Regions from separate parts of the Homo sapiens genome. Here region 2 is linked to region 1. A link is a loop called in an ENCODE intact Hi-C map of the cell type or tissue named here. Cell type or tissue: B cell. All regions are shown on one strand. Each heading gives the region's core, and the rest is flanking DNA. Links, peaks and the distances in the headings are about the cores only.

Evidence for each region. A loop is a pair of places that touch in the nucleus more often than their neighbours do. Peaks named below come from ENCODE experiments on the same cell type or tissue, not always from the same donor. Only the 100,000 strongest peaks of a DNase experiment are listed, where the experiment ranks them.
Region 2: it touches region 1 in a loop (23-fold over the local background); 6 of 110 quality-filtered maps call a loop at or near these places.

What each region holds. Positions count from the first base shown.
Region 1 is chr10:12,705,288-12,715,685 of GRCh38, reverse strand. The region is part of intron 3 of CAMK1D (calcium/calmodulin dependent protein kinase ID); the gene reads right to left. Among named protein-coding and RNA genes, the nearest start is that of MIR548Q, 15 kb to the left of the region's middle. In B cell, for the core only: CTCF peaks have their summits at 4,196, 4,395 (motif pointing right), 7,700 and 7,908; DNase peaks (open chromatin) are centred at 4,405 and 7,925; H3K27ac peaks cover 2,047 bases.
Region 2 is chr10:12,318,940-12,329,337 of GRCh38, reverse strand. It overlaps the pseudogene RN7SL198P. Among named protein-coding and RNA genes, the nearest start is that of CAMK1D, 25 kb to the left of the region's middle. RefSeq lists enhancers at 5,314-5,814, 5,815-6,315. In B cell, for the core only: no CTCF peak of the experiment used is centred there; a DNase peak (open chromatin) is centred at 5,487.

The DNA of each region.
Region 1 (10,398 bases), core at 838-8,837:
TATAATCTGATTGTGGTTATCAACTTCCCTAACTTTTGTCTATTTAACTTTTGAAAACATAGCATACTATGTTATATCACATAACATAAAAGGTGACATCACGTTTTGTATGCAAAAGCTAGATTTTCCCACAAATAATTTGAGCCTTGTATTGTGCCAATCACTTCAAGCCAAAAGTTAAGTTTGCACAGAATGGCTGTATCCATCTACAGAGCAGTATTTGTTCAACTGTTTGTTGAATATTTGGGGCATTTTCCTATTATTTATTTTAAAAGAGGAAAATGATAAAATGCACCTGAAGCAGCTAGTGATAAGAAATGAAGATATCGCAGTAGTCATGCATTTGAGAAGAGACAAAGATGGAAATGATCACACAGAACAGAAGTGACCAATTGGGTGCTCACTGGAATCTAGGTAGGCCAATGTTCAGATTTAGTTATAAAAGAATGAAAAGCAAAAAGCTATAGGCATGGGGAAATATATCATCAAGAACTGTGACGACTCATACGTGGTAGCTGAGAAAGTGGATCTCAAGGAGGTAGAGAGTAGAATGATAGATACCAGAGGCTGGAAGGGTGTAGGGGGCGTCTGAGGGGATTGGTGAGTGGATACAGACATACAGTTCGATAGAAGGAATAGTTCTAATGTTCCATAGCAGAGTAGGGGGACTTTGGTTAACAATACTGCACTGTATATTCCAAAATAGCTAGAAGAGAGGACTTGAGGTGTTCCCAACACAGAAAAGACAAATATTCGAAGTAATGATACTTGATCATTACACATTCTATGCGAGTAAACATCACATATACCCCATAAATAGGTAGAAGCATTATGTATCAATAAAAAAAGGTAACTAAAAGACCAGGGATAATCAGACATTGTGTGTGTGTGTGTGTGTGTGTGTGTGTGTGTGTGTGTGTGTGTAATTTAATGTACCTATTTTTATTTATTTACTTATTTATTTTTTGAGTTGGAGTCTTGCTCTGTTGCCCAGGCTGGAGTGCAGTGGCGTGATCTCGGCTCACTGGAACCACCACCTCCTGGATTAAAGCAATTCTCCTGCCTCAGCCTCCTGAGTAGATGAGATTACAGGCACCTGCCACCAAGCCCAGCTAATTTTTTGTATTTTTAGTGAGACAGGGTTTCATCATGTTGGCCAGGCTGGTCTCTAACTCCTGACCTCGTGATCCGCCTGCCTTGGCCCCCCAAAGTGCTGGGATTACAGGCGTGAGCCACCGCACCTGGCCTTAATGCACCTATTTATAAATATATAAATATACTTTTTATTTTAAAATTATAATTAAAAATATAAATATACTTTTAAACCTCTCTGGGCTGGGAGCATGTAAGTGTACTGTTCCATTTTGCACAGGGGTGCATGTTTTGGGGACTATGCCATGTATGAAGGTAGACGGTTGTCTGGATTCATATTCTAAAGATATAATATGTCTATGCCTACGGGGGTGGGGGGTGACGGTGGGGTCGGTCAGCAGGGTGACCATGGATAAGAGACTTAGAGAAGCCCACCACCTTCCAAGTCAGCAGCCCCTCCACAGGACCACTGGGAAAGCAGAGTCCTGGCTACATGCCGTGACCATGGGCTGTGGCAGGGATGTCCTTACAGTGGAGGTGAGGGTTCCAGACCAGCTATCACAGCCTGATGGTACCAGCTGTCAACATAACCCCGTTCCCTCCTCCTGCTCTGATCCCATCCATCCAAGCGATCTTCTGATTACAGTTTGCCTTTCTAAGTATTTTTGCCCTAAAGGGGAAAGACGATGCTACTTAGCCAACATGAGCCCACTGGATAATTATACATTTTATTATGAATCAATAATACTGGCATTCTGTCTCTGTTGAGGGATTCTGTTCCAACAAAAGCATCCACACTTGGTGTGTTGACAAACCAGCTGAAGTCTAGATGCTGGGCTGTGGGGCATCCATCCAGGTGAATGCCACTTGTTGGGGGCCCTGCTTCCATGGCCACCTGCCCTTCCCCACATCTGACCACATCCTAACAAACATCTGCAACTGAAGGGAGGACATGTAGGGGTCCCCCAATCCTCCTTTCTTCCTTTCTCCCTGCTCAGATTTCTACAAACATGGATCCTAGTCCGCATTCCCTCCCTGTTTCTTTTTGGTTTTTGATCTGACCAATAAGCCACCAGTGAACAACTGTGTACCGTGCCGACAGAGAGACCATTCCGGCCTCAAATGTCATTGCTGTGAGAAGCCAGTTAGCAATGGGCACCCCTGGAATTCGTGGGAGCAAAGTTAACCCAATGCTGCACTTCACCAACCTCAGGGTAAAACGCAACTCATGGAAACCTCAAAGCTGAAACAGGACTTAGATAAACTAAAGGCATCGTCCACAAGTTGCCTATCATTTGACTTCTTAAAAGCAGCACTCACTTGGTGAAACCCTGTTACTACTAAAAATACAAAAAATTAGCCGGGCCTGGTGGCGTGCGCTTGTAATCCCAGCTACTCAGGAGGCTGAGGCAGGAGAATCGCTTGAACCTGGAAGGCAGAGGTTGCAGTGAGCCAAGGTGGCGCCATTGCACTCCAGCTTGGGCAACAAGAGCAAAACTCCATCCCAAAAAAAAAAGGGAGGCACCCACTTAACAGAAACTCTAAGGAGATCTGAAATAGGTACCATGCCTCCGGGAATGTCAAAACCATCTTTTCCATGGAGAAGTATATATTTTTTACATGCTCATGCCTCCCTCCTTTCACAGAGGGTGGGCTCTGAGGCTCTCCCAGGTATGGAACTGACAATGAAGCTGGCTGCTGCTAAGCTCAGTACCCTCCCCTTCGCTGCTTTACTTTTCTCATCAGTACAGGGGTGTGTGTGTAGGCGGGGGAGATAATAGAGTCTAATTCTCTGAGCCTGATAATCCTACAGCTGAATCTTCCCCTCCGTTATGGACTGAATGTTAGTCTCCCCTACCCCTAAATACACACGAAACCCTAACCCCCAGTATGATGGTATTAGGAGATGGAGCCTTTGGGAGACGATCAGGTTAGATGATGTCAAACAAATGGGGCCCCCAGGATGCGATTAGTGTCCCTATAAGAAGAGACGCCAGAGCCCTCTTTTTGTCCACCATGTGAGAACACAGTGAGAAGGAGGCCGTCTGCAAACCAGGAAGAGAGCCCTCACCAGGAAGTGAATCAGCCACCACCTTGCTCTGGAACTTCCACCCTCCAGAACTGTGAGAAATACACATCCACATTGAAGCTGCCCAGTCTACAGCGTTCTGTTGTAGCAATTCCAGCTAAGACACCCTTCTTCACCCTGTGTGCCCCTCCATGGCGCTGCTGCAGGCTGGCTTGGTATTATAGTTATGTGTGCGCCTGTCCTAGCTGTGAGTACTCTAGACACAGGGCTGCATCCTGACATTCCTGAACCTGCAACACTGACCCCAGCAGTGTGACGCTTCCAAAAACATCAGCTCCTATTGTCCCTGGAGAGCTTCAGTTGAAGGAGAGCGGAGCTTCCCTTAGGGTGGCCCTCAAGCTTCTTGGTGAAGTTCTTAAAAGCATCTTCCACATCTGCTATGTCCTTTGTACCTGATAAAATGCACAAATCAGCAAATAAACCTACTCTGCCCCTCAAAAGCATCAATCAACAAAGCTAACAGAGGAACAGCTGATACATTTGCCGATCACATTTTCCACTGAAAAACTTAGGAGAAACCTGATCTGTTGGTAGGGCACACAGAAAATCTGAAATTACGTCTGAGAAAAACATTTTACCTTTATGGGAGGTATACATCTAAATAGAAATATAAGGACAGAATTTTATTTTGGACCAAGTTATTTTTCATGGCATATTGAAAAACGAACGTTTGATCATCACTGCTGTCAATGTTGCCTTCATTCTAGACTAGCACTGGTGTTTCTGTAAAAACAGGGTGTAGACAGAGTAGATATTTAGATCTGCTAGAAAGGACAGAGACCAAAGTGGTGTGAGGACTCCGGCTCCGGGCCAGAGCGTCCTTCCCTGCCTCATATTAACAGGGAACGCAATGACATTCACCTCTTCTTATGAGAATGCAGAATATTTTACCTGGCACTGCTCTCTCTGAAAAGAGCAGCAAGCAGTACCAAGAAGCAGCAAATACCCTGGCAGATGATTTTAGGATCTCCATACTCTGACAAAGAAAAATATAAATGAACATAAAATGTAAAACATTCTGAAACTCCAAAAGGCAGGAATGAAGGGAATACGTGAGAGCTCTTCCAACGATGCATTCTCATGCATATTTATCTACAAGACAGCCTGCTGAGTTCATTACTGTCTATCACAGAGGGACTGAATTTCCTTTGCCTTTAAATGCCTGTCCCCTAAAGCAAGGTTCAGTTTCTCGCTCTGTGTTTTCCCCCTTAGCCTGCAGGTGGCGCCCCCGTTCCAGTCCCCTATGACCACTGCTGAAAATGGCTAGATCTTGGATTCCTCAGAAACAAGTTCTTGCCACATCACCTTATGCGACTGAAACAGGCGGTTTTCTCTTTTGCTTTTAGCCAGAACCCAACTGTTCCTGGAATCACAGGGCCAGAAGACTTGATTAAGCTGAAATTAATACCAAGAAATAGAAGGGGAGAAAAAGAGGACAGACTTTCATGACTGGGAGCTCTATCCAACAACAGGCTTATGTGGGAGGTGGATTTTGACTGCATGATGAAATACACAAGCAATACATTCAAAACCTTAATCCACCCAGCAAAGATCCATGGTATATAGTCTGAACAAGTTGATGAAAACTCCAATAGTGATTGATCAAATGTCAAAGGCAACAGACATTTGGATAACTTTTTATATACCCTGGTGTACACTCGGAGGTACATATCGCCGGTGGGGTTGTGTTCAGCCTGGATGTCTTTGTTTATATACCAGAGGTTCTGCTGTGTGATTAGTTATTTGTTCTTAGTGGAATACAGTGTAGGTCTTTACACACTCCCCCTCTTGCCTGGGTCCTGACTCCTAAGGTTGCATTTTCACTGGGAAAGGTTGGATCGCATTCTGGGCAGCAGCAGGTGGCTGAATCCAAGCTTGCTGGTGGCAAATTATCCTGGCCCCCATCCCACAACTTGCAGGACCTGAGCCCGAAAGAAGTCTGTACACCTGGTCTCTCAAGCCACTGTCAAGAGGGCTAAAAACTTTGACGTACAAAAGACTGTATCGAAGGCATTTGTTTCTTCTCTGTCTTTGTCACTAATCTGTGGGCTCTTTATTTTTCATGTTCATATTTTCCATAGCTCATGTCATTTCTAGCATATAATAGATGCTCAATAAACATGTACGGAATGAATGACAGGGTACAGCCAAATTACCGAAAGTTATCAAGACACTGTCCAGAAATACTCTGGTGGCAGTAGTGTGTTACTTACAACGTAAATCAATGTCATTACGTCGGGATCCAGCTGTTGTGCCCATTTACAGAAATATACTTTAGGTTCTAAGTGGGAAAATTAAAGAAGAAGTTAAGTGTCTGTGAAGCTGATAGTTACAAACGGTAACACTTAATTTTCTTCTGAAAGATGATATACTGCTCTAAGCATTTATATAGTATTTCATTTAATCCTCATGACAATCTCTGAGGTAAATACAACTATGATCACATTTTAGAGGAAACTGAGGCACAGAAAAGTTAAGAAGTTTGCTCAAAGTCACACGGTAACTTGAAGAGTCAGGATGCAAACCTATGCAGTCTGACTCCAGAGCTGGGGAAACAAAAACAAGAAACTGCAGGCATCGACTCTGCGTCCTTCAATTCCCTTCCTACTGGCTTTTTATCAAAGGTAATCTTTCCTTAGACATTTCCCAACTGCTAAATATGCCTACAATCCACCAGCTACCACATAATAAAAAAGTTAAACAAAGTAACAAAACTCAGCAGAAATACTTTGAAGCTGATTAAATCATAAATTTGAATGTTTTCCCGAGGCAGTAAGTAAATAGATATTTTCATGGATGTTGCTACAGAGAGGAAACTGAATCACTCCATAATCCTACAGCTATACAAGATATCGGGTGACAGATTAAAACACACAGGCCCTCCTCTCCACCTCTATGTACCTAGAGCACTAAGTTTCCTTTTCTTGTGAAAAAGCTTCTTGCTGTTTCTGAGTTTGCAGACTCTTAGCTTTGGGCTGTCTCAATACTAGATATTTTTATTCCCCTAAGATTTCAGAATGCATTCAGTTCTTTGTATCTGTCATATTTTCATTTTCCCTCCTTAGACTCTGCATTGCAAAGTCCTTTCCATTTGCGAGTTTGTTTCAACAATGGCAAAGAGGTGGGGACAGCTGGTGCCTTCTGCAGCCACTGTCTCCCTTTACCAAGAAAAAAAAAAAAATCCTCCAACCACGGCCTTAGCACTCCTCACATTTTCTCAGCCAAGAATTTTCTCAGCTACAATGTATTCCATCTTTACAAGCCCACAAGGCCTTTTTGTTTTTTTCTAATTTTCCATTTATATAACTGTGGAGGCTCCAAGCTCCAAGTCGGCTTTCCCAGAGCCTCCACAAAGAGGTTCTCACCCGCCCCCCACATAGGTGACTCACCCAGGAGGAAGGTCTGACAAGGAGGAAAGATGTCTGAGGCTTGGACCTGGGTAGCCACCTTCTGCCAAAAGATCTGTGCCCCCCACTCCCATGCCACAGTTCAGGCCCCAGGGCATGGGTGCCTGCTCCCTTGGCTGAGACTCGAACTGGGATGCCGTTAAGAGATGCAACTCCGGGTCGGGCGTGGTGGCTCACTGACTTCAAGTGATCCTCCTGCCTCGGCCTCTCAAAGTGCTGGGATTACAGATATGAGCCACCACGCCTGGCCTAATGGGATCATTGAAAACAAGCCCCACTACATCAAACAAGTCATCCATATTTAATAACCAATAATATCGTAGATTAGGAAGATCCTATTACCAAAGAGTCCCTAACAACCTCAAAATGAATAGAAGAAAACAGCCCACCTGTCCAAAAGGCCATGATGCTTATACTGTCTTGGGAGTTAATATCTGTAATTCAAGGAAACTGGCACTTTTAAAGAGGATAGGGACATGCAAATTATATTACAGGCAAAGCGTCAACTCTTTTGCTGAGGCCGTCTGAAGCTTTATAGAAACAAGTGCAAAAGTATATTATGGAGCTTAATGAAAAAATAAATTGTGTTTACGTGATCTTAATCACAGTTTTATTATTCTATATTGAGATCCAGCTGGGATCAGGGATTGGGTGGCAAGAAGGGAAGGGGGAGTGCACAGCATATGCGTTACTCTTCCTCTGCTTCTGTGCCCATCAGATGGAGTTACGGCGCTTCCTTCTTCTCCTTCCCTCCCTCCCATCACCACCCAAACTCCATCTCTTTCATAAACAGCATGTAAACGTATCAGTCGCCACTGGGACTTTAAGAACGTCTCCCAGGCATAAGCTGGGAGTGCACTGTCATTGCAGGATACTAGCCCCACAGCACAGGTGGCAGAGTGCAAGAGGTGCATACGTGGAACCTCTGGGGGGACTATTAAGGCCCTCACTAAAACCACTGTGTGTGCAGCACTAAATAAAATGTATTGTGTTGTAGAAATGTATTCTGACCTTTAGAGAGCGAAGGTTAAACTAAATACAATGGGGGCTCTAGCCGTGGCAATGACAATGCTGCCTCGGTCACTCTTAGGCAAAGTCTATCATAGGATTCCACGTAGGGTTACAGGTCGGGCAGAGGGGGGATCCCATTTACTGAGTATCTCCTATGGCCTGCACTCTGTGCTAAGCATATTTAAATCCTTATAAATCCTCCCAACAGAAGGCCTTGGAGGGAGCATGTTTATGGCTAATTTCACAGCTATGAACGTAGGCTCTGAGAGGGTCTTGCCAAACATAATAAACTTCAAAGGCAGGTATGCGAGGCCCCCTGGTGTTCTTGCTATGCCATGCTTCCTCAAAACATTTACTTGTCCTCCTCATACTCAAAGAATCCAAGAGAGATTAGAGACAAGAAACTATCATGTTGAATAAATTGGCCTCTGCCCTCTAAGTTCTGGAATTCCCCAGAGCTGAGCAAGCCTTCCCTTCCCTAGCTCTCTATTTTCTGACTGTGCTCATTCTGCGTCTGCTCTATAACAAGCTCCAGCAGACATTTCCTGTCCTTCCTCCGCAGGCTTTGGCCACCTGCCTTGCTGCCAATGTTTTATTTGACCCTCTACCTCTCCTCTCCTTTTTAATAAACACTTTAAATTCTTGTTGGGAAGAGGATATGGGATGCCAAATTGGATTACTAAGTGAGAACTCAAAATCAAAATGACACAGATCACATTTTACCCCAGTCAACACAAATAGAACAACAAAAACTTAACATATTCAAAACAAAAACACATGATTATAATACTACTTCTGATATGCCAAGCTTACAGTGAAACCTTAATTAGTCAGGCCTCCACTAACTGGCACGCTGAATAACTGGAATTAATTTTTTCTGAATTCTGTTTTTAAGCAAAAGAAGCAAGAGACAGCTAAAGTACATCCACTGCTGGCTGAAAGGAGCAAATTCCAGGCTATGTCCTGGGGCTGGGATCTGTCCACCTCTCCTTCCGTAACTCCTATCTCTCTCCAGCTGGAAAACTCTTTTATGTGCCTGTTAAGTTGTATTTTAAATATCTTTGTGATGGGTAATGTCTTCCCAAACCGCACAGTTTGTCCGTCTTCCTTTAAAATCCCAGATACCTTCATATGTATCTCCCTCTATTCTAGCACGTCCCACCCTAAATGGCCATCATGCTGATATATCTGTTTCCTCCTATGGACCAAGGGCCGAGTTATCACCTACTTCTGTGTTCCAAGAGCACAGCACAAAGCAGATGCTCAAAGGTTGCTTGTTTCAAAGAATAACTGAGGGAATGAATGGAAAACAGAGATCTTTTCTACATTCTTTTTTTTTTTTTTTGGAGACAGGGTCTTACTCTGTTGCCCAAGCTGGAGTGCAGTGGCACAATCTTGGCTCCCTATAATCTCTGCCTCCCAGACTCAAGTTGTTTACAACAAAAACACATGATTATAATCCTCCCACCTCAGCCTCCCAGGTAGCTGGGACTACAGGTGTACCCACCATGCTCAGCTAAGGGTTTGAAAAATTTTTTATAGAGATGAGGTCTCACTATATTGCCCAGGCTGGTCTTGAACTCCTGGGCTCAAGAGATCTTCCTGCCTTGACCTCTCAAAGTGCTGGGATTGCAGGTGTGAGCCACCACACCCAGCCCTTTCCACATTCTATCTCCATCTACACTGCTGTGCTGTGGTACTGAATTTCAGAAGGACGACACGGTAGCCCCCTTAGCCTCAGTTTCAGTTACCTGCCGTCAACTGCGGTCTGAAAATATTAAATGGAAAATTCCACATATAAACAATTAATACAGTTAATAAACAATTTTAAATTGCGAGCCATTCCAAGTAGCTATGAAATCCTGTGCCATCCTACTCTGTCTCACCCAGGATATGAATCATCCCTCTGTCCAGCCCATCCATCCAAACGTTGTCTACACTACCTGCCAGTTAGTCACTTAGAAGCCATCTCAGTTATTGGATTAAAAAACCTTAGTGTACACCTACTATCTGCCATTTCTACATCCACTGGGGTCTTGGGACACACCCCCCTCAGATAAAGCAGGACTACTGCACTGTAATTATCTAAATGGATAAGGATTAAATGAATTCAGTATAACTCAGTGCTAAATAGGGATGCTAAGTTATTATAATACATCCCATGAAGATGTTCAAGTACTGCCTGGCATCATGAAACCAATGGTTAACAGTGAGCATCACTTTTAGTTAAGGTAGCTGTTTAATAAAAGCATTCTTGTCCCTAGACACTCCAGCGACGTGAGATATTGCTCCTCTTAGACTAGCACGAACCATCCATCATACTTCAATGATACTGACAGAAAGCATGTCTCAGCCCTTGGCAAGAAGGCCGAACAATGGAATTCTGGCCCAAGTCCTTGTTAGGGGCAATGTCCTTTGTTTCTGGTTGCATTTACCTTGAGTAGGATTGTCTACATGGAGCCATACTCACAATCGAGGACCAGGCTGGTCTCCCTGAACCAGCATACTTTATACGAACACACCGTTCATGGAAGTGAAATAAGAGGTGCATAAAACAAGATGTTTATTATTGTTATGATGCATGGTACACTATTATTCTATTCTTTTCTTTTCTTTTCTTTTTTTTGAGCTGGAGTCTCGCTTTGTCACCTAGGCTGGAGTGCAGTGGTACAACCTCGGCTCACTGCAACCTCTGACCCCCGGGTTCAAGTGATTCTCCTCCCTCAGCCTCCTGAGTAGCTGGGATTACAGGAGTTCACCATCACGCCCAGCTAATTTTTGTATTTTTAGTAGAGACGA
Region 2 (10,398 bases), core at 1,035-9,034, 390 kb after region 1:
CAGCCTGGCCAACATGGCAAAACCTCGTCTCTACTAAAATATACAAAAATTAGCCGGGTGTGGTGGCACATGCCTGTAATTCCAGCTAATCAGGAGGCAGAGGCGGGAGAATTGCTTGAACCTGGGAGGTGGAGGTTGCAGTGAGCCGAAATTGTGCAACTGCATTCCAACCTGGGTGGCAGAGCAAGACTCTGTCTCAAAAAAAAAATCATATCAAGTAAAAAATTAAAATGAAGTAAGAATGATTGTATTAATCTAACAACCAGGTTTAGAAACTAACAAAGGGAAACAGGATCTTCTGCACAGTAGATGCTGATATGAAGATTTGATCTTGATCCCCAAGAGTGCAGTTTTCTGATATGGTTTTATCTTTAAATACATGTTGGGATTTTTTTGTTTTGTTTTTTGTTTTTGGGGTTTTTTTTTTTTTTAGCTGTATCTGCCAAGCCTTGGGGCATCACCATTCTGGAACCACCTTAGTCCAAGTTCAAAGCTTGGTTTAAAAAAAAAAGTTTCAGCCGTGCACAGTGGCTCACGCCTGTAATCCCAGCACTTTGGGAGGCCAAGGTGGGCGGATCACGAGGTCAGGAGATGGAGACCATCCTGGCTAACACGGTGAAACCCCACCTCTACTAAAAATACAAAAAACAGCCGGGCTTGGTGGTGGGCGCCTGTAGTCCCAGCTACTCAGGAGACTGAGGCAGGAGAATGGCGTGAACCCGGGAGACCGAGCTTGCAGAGAACCGAGATAGCACCACTGCACTCCAGCCTGGGTGACAGTGCAAACTCTGTCTCAAAAAAAAAAAGTTTCAGACCGGGCACAGTGACTCATACCTGTAATCCCAGCACTTTGGGAGGCCAAGATGGGTGGATCACCTGAGGTCAGGAGTTTGAGACCAGCCTGGGCAACATGGCGAAGCCCCATCTCTACTAAAATATAAAAAATCAGCTGGGTGTGGTGACGCTCACCTGTAATCCCAGCTGCTCAGGAGGCTGAGGCAGGAGAATCACTTGGAGCAGGGAGGTGGAGGTTGCAGTGAGCTGAGATGGCACCAGTGCACTCCAGCCTGGGGACAGAGTGAGTCTCAAAAAAAAAAAAAATGTTTCAGAGACAAAATCTTGCTGTCACCCAGGCTGGAGTGTAGTGGTGCCATCACAGCTCACTGTAGCCTTGAACTCCTGGGCTCAAGGGATCCACCTGCCTCAGCCTTCTGAGTAGCTGGGGCTACTGGTGCATGCCACCATGCCCAGTTAATTTTTTTAAAATTATTTTTGTAGAGATGGGGGTCTCACTATGTTGCCCAGGCTTGTCTCAGACTCCTGGCCTCAAGTGATCCTACAACAGCCTCCCAGAATGCTTGGAATACAGGCATGAGCGCCTGTACCCAGCCTACATACATGTATCCTGGGTAAGTACTTGATTATCTTTACAAAGTAACCCTTCCTATAGTCCATGTTGATTGAGCATCTACTATGTATCAGGCATTGTTGGGGAAATACCAGTGAAGTGACATTCTTTTGGAGTTGACATTCTAGTGTGGGACATAAACAATAAACAAACCTGTGAGTACACCCCTTTACAAAAAACAATGTTCACTTTTAAATTGCACAGCCACACAGTCAAGTAGGTAGGGTTTACTGTGTGCATCAGATAGATGAGGAAACAAACTTGGCTGACATCAGCCAGCTGGAAGTGATAGACACACCTAGGATTTGAACCTAGGTCACCTGGTACTTTTCCCTTTGCCAATAGCAGGTTAAGTAATTTAGATCAACCCTCCTACGAAAGACAACTTAAAAGCTGGCTGAAAGATTTGTTTAGTTTTCTTAAGAGCATCAAAATGATAATAAGGTAGCGAAGAAACATCTGCCAAAATCAAGGCCAGGACAAACCCAGAAGTGGTTTGCCCAGCCCACAGAGCTTTTATTCTAAGGCATTTGTCAATCTGGAAAAAAAGAAAAAAAAAAAAAACAGCTTTGAAAATGAGCTATTCTTTCCATAGTCTCACAGGCTTTGAACACAATTCAGAGCCCAGGACCTGCCAAGGCTGGGGATCCAGATACACCACTCCCCATGTCAAGCAAGCTCCTCAGGGTTGGGGAGAAGGGCAAGTATGCAGCCCTCAGGCTCACAGTCAAGTTCAGATCGTCTGGGCGGTCCGGGAGTCTCAAACTTTGAACTTGGATTAAGGTGGTTCCAGACTGGTGGTGCCTCAAGGCCTGGCAGACACAGCTAAAAACCTCTCTGGAAGACTCCACCATTATTCATATATATATATTCATACATATGCAGTGGCCGATACCACCTAAGAGAATTCAGGCACTCAGGAAAGCAGGACATCACAGCCCAGCGTGGTAGCTCAAGCCTGTAATCCCAGCACTTTGGGAGGCTGAGGCAGGTGGATCACTTGAGGCCAGGAGTTCGAGACCACCCTGGCCAACATGGCGAAACCCCGTCTCTACTAAAAATACAAAATTAGCTGGGTGTGGTGGCACGCACCTGTAATCCCAACTACTCAGGAGGCTGAGGTAGGAGGATTGCTTGAGCCAGGGAGGTGGAGGTTGCAGTGAGCAGAGATCACACTACTGTACTCCAGCCTGGATGACAGAGCAAGATTCCGTCACAAAAAAAAAAAAGAGAGAAAAAAGAAAACAAGGCATTAAGAGCTAGGATGGCAGGAACAGCCAAGAGTGCAAACGAACTCGCAGAGACTTTAGAAATGAGAATTCTCAGACACAGGCCATAAAACAACTCTGTTTACCGCCTTCAGAAACATAAAAGCTACTCTTGACAATTATAGCAACAGGAAACTATAGAAAATGACATAAAAGATCTTTTAAATGGCCAACTAGAAATTCTCAAACTGAAAAATACAGTCATTGAAGTTAAAAAGCCAACGGCTGACTTCATAGCAGATCATCTCGGCTGAAGTGAGAATTAGTGAACCAGAAGACAGGTCAGAAAAAACTATACAGAATTCAGCTTGAAAAGAAAAAAAACAAAGGAAAATATGAAAAGGAGAGTGTGTTAAAAAGATCTAACATACATTTAATTGACATACAGAAAGAAAGAAGAATGAGATACTGGAGCAAAGCCAATGTTTGGAGAAATAATAGCCAGGAATTCTCCAGAGCTGACGGCAGACATCAACTCACAGTTTTTAAGAGCCCAGCAAATCCCAAGCAACATAAATTTGTAAAAGTCCACACTTAGGTACGATGCAAAAAACTGAAGACAGGCCGGGGGCCGTGGCTCATGACTGTAATCCCAGCACTTTGGGTGTCCAAGCAGGGCGGATCACAAGGTCAGGAGATCAAGACCATACTGGCCAATATGGTGAAACCCCGTCTCTACTGAAAATACAAAAATTAGCCAGGCGTGGTGGCACATACCTGTAGTCCCAACTACTTGGGAGGCTGAGGCAGGAGAATCGCTTGAACCCGGGAGGCAGAGGTTGTGGTGAGCCAAGATCATGCCACTGCACTCCAGCCTGGTGACAGAGCAAAACTCCATCTCAAAAAAAGTAAATAAAGTAAAAAACAAAAAAAAAAAACAGTCCAAGATACTTAATCCAAACTATATCATCATTCTTCATTAGAATCTAGAACATTTCTTTTTTTTTTTTTTTTTTTTTTTGAGACAGAGTGTTGCTCTGTCACCAGGCTGGAGTACAGTGGCACAATCTCAGCTCACTGCAACCTCTGCCTCCTGGGTTCCAGCGATTCTCCTGCCTCAGCCTCCCAAGTAGCTAGCTGGGATTACAGGTACATGCCACCTTACCTGGCCAATGTTTTTCTTTCTTTCTTTTTTTTGAGATGGAGTTTTGCTCTTTTTGCCCAGGCTGGAGTGCAATGGCGCAATCTCGGCTCACTGCATCCTACTCCTCCCGGGTTCAAGCGATTCTCCTGCCTCAGCCTCCCGAGTAGCTGAGATTACAGGGATGCGCCACCATGCCCAGCTAATTTTGTATTTTTTTAGTAGAGATGGGGTTTTTCCATGTTGGTCAGATTGGTCTTGAACTCCTGACCTCAGGTGATCCACCCACCTTGGCCTCCCAAAGTGCTGGGATTGCAGGTGTGAGCCACTGCGCCCGGCCGACATTTAGTTTTTACACTGTTCATTATGGGTGCTCCAAATCGCAGGGACTATGTTTCACTCATCACATGTGCCTAGCATGGGAACGAGGGCCTGGATTATAATCGGAATTCATACATTATTTTGTGAGTGAATGAATTAGAAGACAAAGCAAGGCAATTCTACCAGGCACACACCAGAAATACTGACTTACTGGGAAGGTTTCAGACAGACAGAATGACAGTCTAACTCCCTGGGGAGAAATGCTTCATCTTCCTTCTTTTATTGTCTCCCATTATACATTATCTACTGCAGTTTCTTTCTTTCTTATTTTTCTTTTTTAGAGTCTGGGTCTCACACTATCGCCCAGGCTGGAGTGCAGTGGCATGATCACAGCTCACTGCAGCCTCAACCTCCTGAGATCAAAGGATCCTCCCACTTCAGCCTGCCAATTAGCTGGGTCTATAGGCACCCACCACCATGCCTGGCTAACTTCTGTATTTTTTTTAAGAGATGGGGTCTAGCTATATTGCCCAGGCTGGACTTGAACTCCTAGGCTCAAGTAATCCTCCTGCTTCAGCCTCCTAAGTAGCCAGGACTACAAGTGTGTGCCACCATGCCCAACCTGCAGCTTTTTCTGCAACTACATAGATTTTTTGGCCAGGCGCACTGGCTCACACCTATAATCCCAGAACACTGGGAGGCTGAGGCAGGCGGATCACTTGAGGTCAGGAGTTCGAGACCAGCCTGGCCAACATGGTGAAACCCAGTCTCTACTAAAAAATACAAAAATTAGCTGGGCAAGAAGGTGGGAGCCTGTAGTCCCAGCTACTTGGGAGGCTGAGGCAGGAGAATCGCTTGAATCCGAGAGGTGGAGGTTGCGGTGAGCTGAGATATTGCCACTGCACTCCAGCCTGGATGCAAGGGTGAGAGTCAGTCTCAAAAAAATAAATAAATTGGCCGGGCACAGTGGCTCACACCTGTAATCCCAGCACTTCGAGAGGAGGCCAAGGTGGGCGGATCATGAGGTCAGGAGATAGAGACCATCCTGGCTAACATGGTGAAACCCCATCTCTACTAAAAATACCAAAAAAAAAAAAAAAAAAATTAGCTGGGCGTGGTGGTGTGCGCCTGTAATCCCAGCTACTAAGGAGGCTGAGGCAGGAGAATTGCTTGAACCTGGGAGGCAGAGGTTGCAGTGAGCTGAGATTGTGCCACTGCACTCCAGCTGGGGCAATAGAGCGAGACTCCGTCTATAAATAAATAAATAAATAGCCCCCTTTGTGGGGGGGGGGGGGTTCTGATAGGCCCTTTCCAGAAGCAGTCCATGCATGGGGGGGCAGGAAGGGGGATGCTCTCTTAAATGTTCTGCAATTGCGCCCCCCCCAGTCAGAAGCAGAAGTGGAGTTTATACAACAGATCCCTAGGCTCTGGCCTTATGCAAAGCACGCTTCACCACCACCGCAGATCCTGCTAGTTACTTAGAAGCCAAGCAGCAGGCTGGGCATCAGGGCTCACGCCTGGAATCCCAGCACTGTGGGAGGCCGAGGCGGTCGGATCATTTGAGTTCAGGAGTTGGAGACCAGCCTGGCCAACATGGTGAAACCCCGTCTCTACTAAAAATACAAAAATTAGCCAGGCGTGGTGGTGTGCACCTGTAATCCCAGCTACTTGGGAGGCTGAGGCAGGAGAATTGCTTGAACCCAGGAGGTTGCAGTGAGCCGAGATTGGGCCACTGCATTCCAGCCTGGGCGACAGAGTGAGACTCTGTCTCAAAAAAAAAAAAAACCATGCGGCAGGCCCTGAAACCTCTCTATGGCAAAGCAGCTCCCACGGCATGCTAATTAGCAATGGAAACACAGCCACTCAAAGCAGCTTTATGGCCGATCTGAGCTGACAACGGAAGGACGCCCACAGGCTGTCACTCGAAATCCCTTGTTCTTATCAGCCTCGTCTTTCTCCCCAATATCCTTGACAGTTGCGTTCTGCCCCAAATACCAGCCTGTGGCCCCATCTGATGTCCCCTGTCATCCCGGGAGCTTTAGAAGAAGCATCATGCTCTATACATGAAATGACACACAGAAGTCACTCCTTTAATTGGGGGCCCTTTGCAGTTTCTGAGGAGTGTTCACAAGGTAGAAAGCCTGCAGTTATGAAAGCCTGGGTGTGTGGCCTCAAGTGGATTTGGGAGCTAGAGGGAAGTGACTTCCTCTCCGTCTGAGCAGTTATATAAATCTCCCCTGAACTCATTGGCTGCAGCCCTCCGGAGGAGCACGACACAGTTACCCACCTACATGATTAATCAGTGCCCGGGAAGAACAACAGCCACCCCACTTTGTCTTCACATGTTCAAGTGACTTTGCTGCCACATCACTGTCAGTGGACCACGTGCTTTGGTTGGCTTTGCCGACTGTGGAAATGAATTTACACCAATTTGTCCACCCGCACCCTCAGTCGGCTTTCTGTCCTTGTGACTAGTGGCTGACATTTAGAGGATGTCTGGCTGTTGGCTGCAGCCACAGAAAAGATCAAAGCTCCCTGGCAGAGACCTATCCAAACATGTTCTAACGGGCAGAGGACACAGGGCAGGTAGACCCTGCCATGGAGCCAAATGACAGAATTTGGCAATTCTGTAATTCCTCTGAACTCAAATAACCAGAAGTCACAGATTGGCAGTCCACGAGTTCACTCCCTGCTATATATACACACAACTTGTTTGGCCACAGTGGTTTTTTGTTTTAAGTTACCGACTTTTTTTTTTTTTTTTTTGAGACAGAGTCTCACTCTGTCACCCAGGTTGGGGTGCAGTGGCACAATCTCAGCTCACTGCAACCTCCACCTCCTGGGTTCAAGTGATTCCCCTGCCTCAGCCTCCCAAGTAACTGGGATTGCAGGCACGTGCCACCATGCCCAGCTAATTTTTGTATTTGTAGTAAAGATGGGGTTTCACTATGTTGCCCAGGCTGGTCTTGAACTCCAGACCTCAAATGATCCACATGCCTCAGTCTCCCAAAGTGCTGGGATTACAGTGTGAGCCACCGTGCCTGGCTGTAAGTTACCAACATTTAAAATGTCAGAGATTTCATACAAAAATCTGGACTCCTCCTGCTCTGGAAAAACCAAAAGCCCTAGAAACACTTCTGATTAGCTGTCATCACTTGAGGCCAAATGATCCAACTTAACTTAGGCCAGGGCATGTTGGGTACCAGAGTTCCACCAAGGGCAAAGATAGGTTTTATCGGGCCTGAAGCTTATATTAGTTGGAGTGACTTCTCTAAGTAAAATAAATTGAAATTATAAATACAGAATTGCTAGGGTCCCTCCAGAGGCCTGAGCAAGTAAGGGCTCAGGAAGCTTAAATATCATGTACTTCCACCTCTGGTCCCACCCACAGCTACTGTTTCACACCCGCCCAGTTTGCTACATGTCTGGCCATGCAGGTATCTGAGTCTGTGACCTCTTGCCTATACCTTGTGGCCACCCACACCTGTCACCATTCTTAGGTCCTGGCCCTGATGTTCAGTATAAACACAGCTGGCCCCAGCTCTGTAAGGAAGGCCTCACTCTTCCTCAAACTCCATAACTAAAATGAAAGATTATTTCATTTTATTATTTTTTTTAATTTTTTTTTTTTTAAGACAGAGTCTTGCTCTGTCTTCCAGGCTGGAGTGCAGTGGTGCAATCTCAGCTCACTGCAACTGCCATCTCCCAGGTTCAAGCAATTCTCCTGCCTCAGCCTCCCAAGTAGCTGGGACTACAGGCGCATGCCACCACGCCCAGCTAATTTTTGTATTTTTAGTGGAGACGGGGTTTCACCATGTTGGTCCAGCTGGTCGTGAACTCCTGACCTCAAGTGAACCGCCTGCCTCGGCCTCCCAAAGTGCTGGGATTACAGACGTAAGCCACCATGCCCGGCCGATTTCATTTATTTTAAAAGGTAATAAAAAGAAGTCTTTATCCTTTACAACTCCTTCCCTTGCTAGGTTAAAAGGACAAAAGAGTCCAAGCATCTGTGTAGAGTTCATATACCAGGTGACTCTTTTCGAGCACAGAGGTGTGTGAAAAGCAACAAAAGAAGGAGGGAGGATAATAAACATCTCCTAGGTCTACAGCTGAATTTCTGTTCAATCTGGGATGCTCACAGGCTCACTGAGATTACGCAAGGTCTGGTCCATTGGTCTCTAAATGGCTTTGTTTGGGGAGGGTGAGGGGAAACATGCAAAGAAAAAAAACAGTTTCCTAAACGCATAGAGGACCATGTTGCCACAAGTAGCTTAGAAATGGGCTAATCTGGTCAGGTGCAGTGGCTCACATCTGTAATTCCAGCACTTTGGGAGGCCAAGGTGGGTGGATCACGAGGTCAGGAATTCAAGACCATCCTGGCCAACATGGTGAAACCCCGTCTCTACTAAAAATACAAAAAAATTAGACGGGCATGGTGGCGGGCGCTTGTAATCCCAGCTATTCGGGAGGCTGAGGCAGAGAATTGCTTGAACCCGGGAGGCGGAGGTTGCAGTGAGCCAAGATCACGCCATTGCACTCCAGACTGGGCGACAGAGCGAGACTCCATCTCAAAAAAAAAGGATAATCTGCAGTATTTATTGAGCACCTGCAGTGTACTAACACTACTCTTATATATAAGCATCACACTAGACAAGGTGCTTGCAATCCAGTTGCAGAAACAGATGCCTTCAGAGAAAGTTAGATAACAGAGAATTATTTAATATAACAAAGGCTTGTAGGAATTCAGAGGCTTGACTGGGAAGATGTTCTCAGAGTAGAGAGGACTTGATTTGAACCCCTGGGGACCTGGATGGACAGGGAGAAGGACTGAGAAAATTCCAGATGGAAAGAACAGCACATGCAAAGGAGCAGAGGGGCAGGGCATGGTGGTTCCTGCCTGTAATCCCAGCACTTTGGGAGGCTGAGGCAGGCGGGTCACCTGAGGTCAGGAGTTTGAGACCAGCCTGCCCAAAATGGCGAAACCTCATCTCTCCTAAAAATACAAAAATTAGCCAGGCGTGGTTGTGCACACCTGTAATCCCAGCTACTTGGGAGGCTGAGGCAGGAGAATCACTCGAACTGGGGAGGTATAGGTGGCAGTGAGCCCAGCCCGGGCGAAAAGAGCAAGACTCCATCTCAAAAACAAAAACAAAAAAGGAGCAGAGGAGACTCAGAAGTGTTTAGGGAATCGGGAGGAGGCCAGCCTGTTATGGTAAATAACAGGAACGGGAAAGTAACCAGGGACCTGATCTCCAAGGAGCTTCAATTTTAGATGAAGGACTTTGCATTGTCTAGAATTATCTAGATAACAGGCTTTTGGATTGATTGATAATGGGCTTAGAGTCTGTATTAGAGAACAATAAATATAATAAAATTGCACTTAGGCAGTGCTTTTCAGTTTAGTGAAAATAAACGTTGCTACCTCTTCCTATTTGATTGTTATTTATGCTCTGCATTATACAATCCACGCTTATGGTAGAAATCTGGGCTAGGTGCAGTGGCTTATGCCTGTAATCCCAACAATTTGGGAGGCCAAGGCAGGAGGATCACTTGAGTCCAGGAATTCAAGACCAGTCTGGGCAACATAGTGAGATCCTGTCTCTATCAATATCAATATATAAAATATATATATTTTTAAATTAGTCAGATGTGGTGGCACACACCTGTACTCTCAACATCTTGAGATGAGAGAATTGCTTGAGCCCAGGAGTTCGAGGCTACAGTGAGCCATGATTGCACCATTGCATTCTATCATGGGTTACAGAGCAAGACCCTTTCTCAAAAAGGAAAGGAAAGGAAAGGGGAGGGGAAGGGAGGGGAGGAGAGGGAAGGGGAGGGGAGGGGAGGAGAGGGAAGGGGAGGGGAGGGGAGGGGAGGGGAGGGGAGGAGAGGGGAGGGGAGGAGAGGGAAGGGAACCAGTTAACATTTTGGCATATTTTCTTCCTGTTTCATTTTAAATATGTATTTATTTCAAAATAGAACCAGTGTATCTATTTTCACACAACACCATATTATGAAACTTTCCCCGTGACATGGAATATTCTTTGAAAACAAAATGTCTTGGTCTGTTCTGTGTTGCTATTACAGAAGACCTGAAGCTGGGTGATTTATCAAGAAAATACATGTATTTGGCTCATGATTCTGGTGGCTGGAAAATCCAAGATTGGGAAGGGGCATCAGGTGAGGGCCTCCACTCCAGGCAGAAAACAGGAGGGAAGTGGAGGTGTGCAAAGATCACATGGCAAGAAAGGAAGCAAAAAAGAAAAACTGGGGAAGCCAGACTTTTTTTTTTCAGGGTCTCACACTATTACCCAGGTTGG